2 separate regions of the Homo sapiens genome follow, and region 2 is linked to region 1. Evidence: read pairs that join two places in POLR2A ChIA-PET (ENCODE). Cell type or tissue: B cell. All regions are shown on one strand. Links, peaks and the distances in the headings refer to the core of each region. The heading gives the core; the rest is flanking DNA.

Region 1 (2,500 bases), core at 1-2,500:
TTGGAACTTTTTTTTTCTTTTTCTTGAGACAGGATCTTCCTCTGTCACCCAGACTGGAGTATGGAGTGCAATGGCATAATCATATCTCACCACAGACTCAAACTCCTGGGCTCAAGCAAAACTCCCACTTCAACCTCCCAATGTGCTGGGATTACAGGCAAGTGCCACTGTGCCCGGCCTGGATTCTTGGAACATTTTAAGATCTAGGACTAGGCAGGCGCGGTGGCTAAAGCCTGTAATCCCAGCACTTTTGGGAAGCCGAGGAAGGCGGATTCCTTGAGGTCGAGAATTCGAGACCAGCCTGGCCAACATGGTAGCCAGACATGGTGGCACACACCTGTAGTCCCAGCTACTCAGGAGGCAGAGGCAGGAGAATTGCTTGAACCCAGAAGGCGGAGGTTGCAATAAGCTGAGATTACACCACTGCACTCCAGCCTGGGTGACAGAGCAAGACTCTGTCTCAAAATAAATAAATAAATAAATAAATAAAATGAAATAAAATCTAGGAATAAAGTCTCTAAAGAACATGGAAGACAGGATTCTTTCCTGACAAAAGAGAAAAATCTAACAGGTGGAAGGTGGTAAACAGTGATTTTAAGCTGATAGCAAAAGTAGACAGGTTCCCAAAACCTTTTTTTTTTTAATTGAGACAGGGTCCTCACTCTGTCTCCCAGGCTGGAGGGCAGTGGCGCGATCTCAGCTCACTGCAGCTTTGACCTCCTGGGCTCAGGCGACCCCTCCCACCTCAGCCTCCCAAGTAGTTGTAGCTGGGACTACTACAAGTGTGTGCCACCATCCTTGGCTAATTTTTTTTGTTTGTTTCAGTAGCATCGGGGTTTTGCCATGTTGTCCAGGCTGGTGTTGAACTCCTGACCTCAAGCAATCTGCCTGCCTTGGCCTCCCAAAGTGCTAGGATTGCAGGCCTCAGCCACCATACCCTGCCCCCGATACCTTCTTTTGATGACAGCAGTCACCAATTCAGAAAGGAAAGAAGGCTCTGCCAAGAGTGCCTGTAACATGAGCTGAGACGATAAGAAGTTGGGGAAAGGTGGGAGACAGCAAAGAGCTAATGGCAAGATAGGCAACTGGTTTTTTGTAAATGATGAAATAAACATAAAAAATAACAGTCATGTTAATACATATATAGGAAAAAAGAATGAGGTCCAAATTATAGAGATTGAATCTGTAGGGTATAATTAGGGGAAACTTCTACTTACTAAGATTTCCTTAAAAAGGAAAAAAAAAAAAAAAAAGAAACAGGTATAAAGATTGGATAGGACAGGCACGGTGTCTCATGCCTGCAATCCCAGCACTTTGGGAGGCCGAAGCAGGCTAATCACCTGAGATCAGGAGTTCGAGACCAGCCTGGCCAACATGGCGAAACCGCATCTCTACTAAAAATACAAAAAAAGGCCAGGTGCGGTGGCTGATGCCTGTAATCCCCGCACTTTGGGAGGCCAAGGCGGGCGGATCACGAGGTCAGGAGTTGGAGACCAGCCTAGCCAATGTGGTGAAACCCCATCTCTACTAAAAAATATTTTAAAAAATTTGCCAGGCACAGTGGCACGCGCCTGTTGTCCCAGTACTCAGGAAGCTGAGGCAGGAGAATCACTTGAACCTGGGAGACAGAGGTTGCAGTAAGCCTAGGTTGCGCCACTGCACTCCAGCCTGGGTGACAGAGCAAGACTCCATCTCAAAAAATAAAAATAAAATAAAAAATAATAAAAAAAATAAAAATACAGAAACAAATTAGCCCAGCGTGCTGGCGCACGCCTGTAATCCCAGCTACTCGGGAGGCTGAGGCAGGAGAATCACTTGAACCCAGGAGGCGGAGGTTGCAGTGAGCCAAGATCACACCACTGCACTCCAGCCTAGGGGACAGAATGAAACTGTGTCTCAAAAAATAAAAATTAAAAATTAAGCTTGGATAAAGTTAAGGAGAGAATTATGAATGTCTCTGGGAAACCAGTTTTGTAGCCCAGGTTTACCCAACCACAGAAGAATGTAAGTGACCAAAAGTGCCATCTTTGGCTGGGCATGGTGGCTCACGTGAGGTCAGGAGCTCAAGACCAGCCTGGCAAACATGGTGAAACCCCATCTATACTATAAATGCAAAAAATTAGCTGGGCATGGTGGCAGGCGCTTGTAATCCCAGCTACTGGGGAGGCTGAGGCAGGAGAATCGTTTAAACCTGTGAGGCGGAGGTTGCAGTGAGCAGAGATGATGCCATTGCACTCCAGCCTGGGTGACAGATATTATCTGTCTCAAAAAGAAACAAAAGTGTCATCTTTATGGACAGCATGATGGTGAGTGTGTTATAACTTTTCAAGTACTAGATACAAAAACAAACGTCATAAGCAGCCAGCATGGTAACCCCTTCAAACATTTAATTTCTGGCACACTCTCAATCTGGGCCGACAAAAATAACATAGATCTTCAAAACATTAAGGCTACGTGAAAGAACATGGACACAAAAGACCACATATCGTATGATTCTATT
Region 2 (5,718 bases), core at 1,600-4,099, 180 kb after region 1:
TGTCACCCAGGCTGGAGTGCAGCGGCACAATCTCAGCTAACTGCAACCTCTGCCTCCCAGGCTGAAGCCATCCTCCCACCTCAGCTTCCCAAGTAACTGGGACCACAGGCATGCACCACCATGCCTGGCTAATTTTTTTTTCCCCTAAGTTAGTAAAGGCTTCTAACTAACTTTTAAAATTATTTTCTGTAGAGATGGGGTTTTGCCATGTTGCCCAGGCTGGCCTCAAATTCCTGGGCTCAAGTGATTTGTCCTCCTCAGCCAGTTTTTTTGTTTGTTTGTTTGGTTGGTTTTTTTCTTTCTTTTTTTTTTTTTGAGACAGAGTCTTGCTCTGTCGCTCAGGCTGGAGTGCAGTGGCGCGATCTTGGCTCACTGCAACCTCTGCCTCCTGGGTTCAAGTGAGTCTCCTGCCTCAGCCTCCTGAGTAGCTGGGACTACAGGCGTGCACCACCATGCCCAGCTAATTTTTGTATTTTTAGTAGAGATGGGGTTTCACCATATTGGTTAGTCTGGTCTTGAACTCCTGACCTTGTGATCCACCCACTGAGGCCTCCCAAAGTGCTGGGATTACAGGCGTGAGCCACCGTACCCGGCCTGGTATTTTTGGGGTTTTTTTTGTTTGTTTTTTGTTTTTTAAGATTAGCTTTTGACCAGTTGAGGTGGTTCACGCCTGTAATCCCAGCACTTTGAGAGGCCGGATGGCTTGAGGTCAGGAGTTTGAGACCAGCCTGGCCAACATGATGAAACCCCATCTCTACTAAATATATAAAAAAAATAGTCAGGTGTGGTGGTGCGTGCCTATAATCCCAGCTACTCAGGAGGCTGAGACAGGAGAATTGCTTGAACCTGGCAGGTGGAAGGTGCAGTGAGCCAAGATTGCACCACTGCACTCCAGCCTGGGAGATGGACTGAGACTCCTTCTTAAGAAAAAAAAAAAAAAAAAAAAAAAAAAAAAGGCCAGGCGCAGTGGCTCACACCTATAATCCCAGCACTTTGGGAGGTTGAGGTGGGTGGATCACGAGGTCAGGAGTTTGAAACCAGCCTGGCCAACATGGTGAAACCCTGTCTCTACTAAAATACAAAAAATTAGCTGGGCGTGGGAGTGCGCGCCTATAATCCCAGCTTCTCGGGAAGCTGAGGCAGGGGAATCACTTGAATCCAGGAGGCGGAGGTTGCAGTGAGCCAAGATCGCGACACTGCACTCCAGCCTGGCAACAGAGCAAGACACCATCTCAAAATAAATTTAAAAAAAATAATAAATTAGCTTCAGCCACTTTGGAGAGCAATTTGGCAACACCTAGTAAAACTGAAATTGTGGACACTGTAAAACACAGCAACTCCACTTCGGGATAGATACCATAGAACAGCAGTCCCCAACCTTTTTGGCACTAGGGACGGGTTGGGAGGAAAGGGGGGAATGGTTTTGGTATGAAACTGCTCCACTTCAGATCATCAGCCATTACATTCTCGTAAAAGGCGTGCAACCCAGAGTCCTCATGTGTGCAGTTCACAATAAGGTTCGTGCTCCTATGAGAATGTAATACCGCCCCTGATCTAACAGGAGGCAGAGCTCAGGAAGTAATGCTCGCTTGCCCTCCACTTACTTCCTGCTGTGCAGCCTGGTTCCTAACAGGCCACAGACTGTACTGGTCCAGGCCCGGGCAATGGGGACCCTTGCCCTAGAACAGTGAGTCTCAAACCACTTGGTACCAGGTCTCCATTGCACTTAAAAATGATGGAGGGAGCCAGGCTCAGTGGTGAGAGCTTGTAGATCCACCTACTTAGGAGGTTGAGGTGGGTGGACTGCTTGAGCCCAGGAGTTAGAGGCCAGCCTGGGCAACATAGCAAGACTCAATCTCTACAAAAACTAAAAATAAAAACGTTAGCCAGGCATAGTGGTGAGCACCTGTAGTCCCAGCTACTTGGGAGGCAGAGGCGGGAGGATCACTTGAGCCCACGAGTTTGAGGCTGCAGTGAGCTATGGTGCCACTGCACTCCAGCCTGGGCAACAGAGTGAGACCCTCTCTCCAAAAAATAATAAAATAACTATATTTTCCCAAACAAAAAAATTAGTGAGAAAAGTGTCACTGTGTATGTTACATTTTTTTTTTCAAATCTCATATCTGGCTTAATAGAAAACATCTGAATTCTCCTATCTGCTTCTGCCATCAATTTGTTGCAATGTCGTATGTCATGTAGCCTCATGGAAAGGTCCATTGAACATTCGTGAGAAGAGTGAGCATGAAAAAGGCCAAATAACATCTTAATATTATTATGAAAATTGTTTTGGTCTCATGGCCCAGACCACTCTTTGAGAACCACTGCCCTAGAGAAACTCAAGTGTATGTATAAAACGTTCTTTGTAGTATTATTTGTTATAATGAGAAGGTGGAACCAACCTATCTGTCCATCAATGAGGGACTATAAGATCCACAGGGACTACACTGGTGTTGCTTTGCTCACCATTGCATTTCCAGTAACTTAGCATATATTAGCACACAATAGGTGCTCAGTCAACTTTTGTGGAAGTAGAGAAGGAAGGGAGAGAGGCAGAAAAGAAGAAAGTGAGGAGGTACAAATATTGTTCTGCAACCTGCTATTTTAATTCAACTCTACCTCATGGACATCTTTTCACAGATTTAGACTCTTAGTTCACAGGGTAGGAAAGCACAAAGGCCATAGGACTCTTGCATAATGGGAAGCTTATTTTTCTATTGTCTAAAAATAAAGGCGTATTTAAGATGTCTCTTTAGGCAGGGCGTGGTGGCTCACGCCTGTAATCTCAGCACTTTGGGAGGCCGAGGTGGGTGGATCACCTGAGGTTGGGAGTTCGAGACCAGCCTGACCAACATGGAGAAACCCCGTCTCTACTAAAAATACAAAAATTAGCCGGGCATCATGGCACATGCCTGTAATCCCAGCAATGTGGGATGCTGAGGCAGGAGAATTGCTTGAAGCTGGTAGGCAGAGGTTGTGGTGATCCAAGATCAGGCCATTGCACTCCATCCAACCTGGGCAACAAGAGCAAGACTTCGTCTCAAAAAAAAAAAAAAAAAAAAAAAAAAGTCTGTTTAATACAACCACGGGCTGCAAATCACTGCCACCTAGTGGTGTATTAAGAAGTTCACACATGGGGCCCTGGCGCGGTGGCTCAGGCCTGTAATTACGGCACTTGAGGAGGCCGACCTGGGTGGATCACCTGAGGTCAGGAGTTTGAGACCAGCCTGGCCAACATGGCGAAACCTCGTCTCTACTAAAAATACAAAAATTAGTTGGGCATGTTGGCGCGCGCCTGTAGTTGCAGCTACTCTGGAGGCTGAAGCAGGCGAATCGCTTGAATCCAGGAAGCAGAGGTTGCAGTGAGCCGAGATTGTGCCACTGCACTCCAGCCTGGGCAACAGAGCAAGACTCCATCTCAAAGCAAAAACAAACAAATGGCCAGGCACAGTGGCTTATGCCTGTAATCCCAGCACTTTGGGAGGCTGAGGCAGGAGGATCACCTGAGGTTGGGAGTTCGAGACCAGCCTGACCAACAAGGAGATACCCTGCCTCTACTTAAAATACAAAATTAGTCGGGTGTGCTGGCGCATGCCTGTAATTCCAGCTACTCTAGAAGGCTGAGGCAGGAGACTCGCTTGAACCCGGGAGGCGGAGGTTGCGGTGAGCCGAGATCGTGCCATTGTACTCTAGCCTGGGCAACAAGAGTGAGACTCCATCTCAAAACTACAAAAACAAACAGACAAAAACTGTCTTTTGTATGCTGCTGAGATGGCTGATGGCTGGGAGCCCCTAGATAACTTCAGGACGGGGGCTAGTTGCCAAAAAGATCAAGGCAGGATCTCCAAGGGAGGGGAGGGAGAGGGGCTGAAGGTTGAGTTCATCACCAATGGCCAATGATTTAATCAATCATGCCTATGTAATGAAGCCTTCATAAAAACCCCAAAGGATAGAGTTCTAGGAGCTTCCAGATAGCTGATCACATGGAGGATGGTGGATGGTTCCTGGAGGATGGCACTCAGAGAGGGCATGGAAGTGCCACACACCTTTCTGCATACCTTGCCCTATGCATCTCTTCCATCTGGTTATTAACCTATATCCTTTGTAATATCCTTTATCATAAATGGGTAAATATAAGTAAGGTGTTTCCCTGAGTTCTGTGAGCTGTCCTGGCAAACCCTAGGAGGGATTTGTGGGAACCTCACTTTAGAGCCAGTTTGTCAGAAATACAGGTCACAGCCAAGAGTTTACAATTGGCATCTGAAGTGGGCAGTAGTCTTGTGGGACTGCGGGATCTAACACTATCTCCAGGTAGATAGTGTCAGATTGAATTGAATTAGAGGACAGCTATCTGGTGTCTGCTAGAGAATTGCTCAGTATGTGGAGAAAGCCCCCACCCATCTGGTGTCAGAAGTATTGTGTTGAGTGACCGCATAAGACAGTAAAGAGGGCCAGGCTCAGTGGCTCATGCCTGTAATCCCAGCACTTTGGGAGGTTGAGGCAGGCAGACCGTGAGGTCAAGAGATCGAGACCATCCTGGCCAACATGGTGAAACCCCGTCTCTACTAAAAATACAAAAATTAGCCAGGTGTGGTGGTGCGCGCCTGTAGTCCCAGCTACTCAGGAGGCTGAGGCAGGAGAATCGCTTGAACCCAGGAGGCAGAGGTTGCAGTGAGCTGAGATCACACCACTGCACTCCAGCCTGGTGACAGAGCAAGACTCTGTCTCAAATAAAATAAAATAAAATAAAATAAAATAAGCTCCAAGACCGGGCACGGTGGCTCACGCCTGAAATCCCAGCAGTTTGGGTTTGGGAGGCTGAGATGGGAGGATTGCTTGAGCCCAGGAGTTCAAGACTAGCCTGGGCAACATAGTGAGACTCAGTTTCTCCAAAAGTACAAACATTTTCTGGGTGTTGTGGTGTGCACCTGTGGTCTCAGCTACTTGGGATGCTGAGGTGGGAGGATTGTTTCAGCCTGGGAGTTTGAAGCTGCACTGACCTGTGATTGCACCGCCATACTCCAGCGTGGGCCACAGAGTGGAGCCTCCCATCTCAGTTAAAAAGAAAAGAAAAGAAAAGAAATCTGGTAGGCCAGGAGTGGTGGCAGGTTTGGCTCATGCTTGTAATCCCAGCACTCTGGGAGTCTAAGGTGACAGGATTGCTTGAAGCCAGGAGTTCCAGAACAGCCTGGTCGATCTAGGCAGACCCCATATCTACAAAAAACTAAAAACAAAATTAGCCAGGCATGGTGGCAGTACCTGTAGTCCCAGCCACTCAGAAGGCTGGAGGATCACTTGAGCCCAGGAGGATGAGGCTGCAGTGAGCTATGATCATGCCACTGACAGAGTGAGACCTTGTCTCTTAAAAAAAAAAAAAAAAAAAATCTGTCAGGGTTAGTTGTCGTCAGAACCATTTTACATGTGTACGAATGTTTTCTTGTAATTCTTATACTACTTTTAAAATAACAAAATAAAGTTTAAAAAAATTTATTTTAAGAACTGAGATCTGCATAAGCCAGAAAAATGAAAATGGGAGGCAGTGGGTGTGGGGAAGACAGCAGCTGCATTTTTTTATTGAGAAATATATAAGTCTTGCCAAAAGTGGTTATTTTGGCTTTTTAGTCTTAAAAAGAATAGCTCTTCTTTTTGATCTCCTTTAGAGTTCACATGCTACCCCTGACAGCAGCATGGATTCATTATGTAATTTATTCATTCTACAAA

Evidence for each region. Peaks named below come from ENCODE experiments on the same cell type or tissue, not always from the same donor. Only the 100,000 strongest peaks of a DNase experiment are listed, where the experiment ranks them.
Region 2: POLR2A ChIA-PET joins it to region 1 with 5 read pairs; 4 of 35 experiments call an interaction of 5 or more read pairs at or near these places.

Annotation. Positions count from the first base shown.
Region 1 is chr17:5,373,853-5,376,352 of GRCh38, reverse strand. The region is part of intron 13 of RABEP1 (rabaptin, RAB GTPase binding effector protein 1); the gene reads right to left. Among named protein-coding and RNA genes, the nearest start is that of NUP88, 45 kb to the left of the region's middle. In B cell, for the core only: no CTCF peak of the experiment used is centred there; no DNase peak of the experiment used is centred there.
Region 2 is chr17:5,194,535-5,200,252 of GRCh38, reverse strand. The region is part of intron 1 of ZNF594-DT (ZNF594 divergent transcript); the gene reads right to left. Among named protein-coding and RNA genes, the nearest start is that of ZNF594-DT, 5.4 kb to the right of the region's middle. In B cell, for the core only: CTCF peaks have their summits at 2,900 and 3,100 (motif pointing left); a DNase peak (open chromatin) is centred at 3,112; H3K4me3 peaks cover 499 bases; H3K27ac peaks cover 1,226 bases.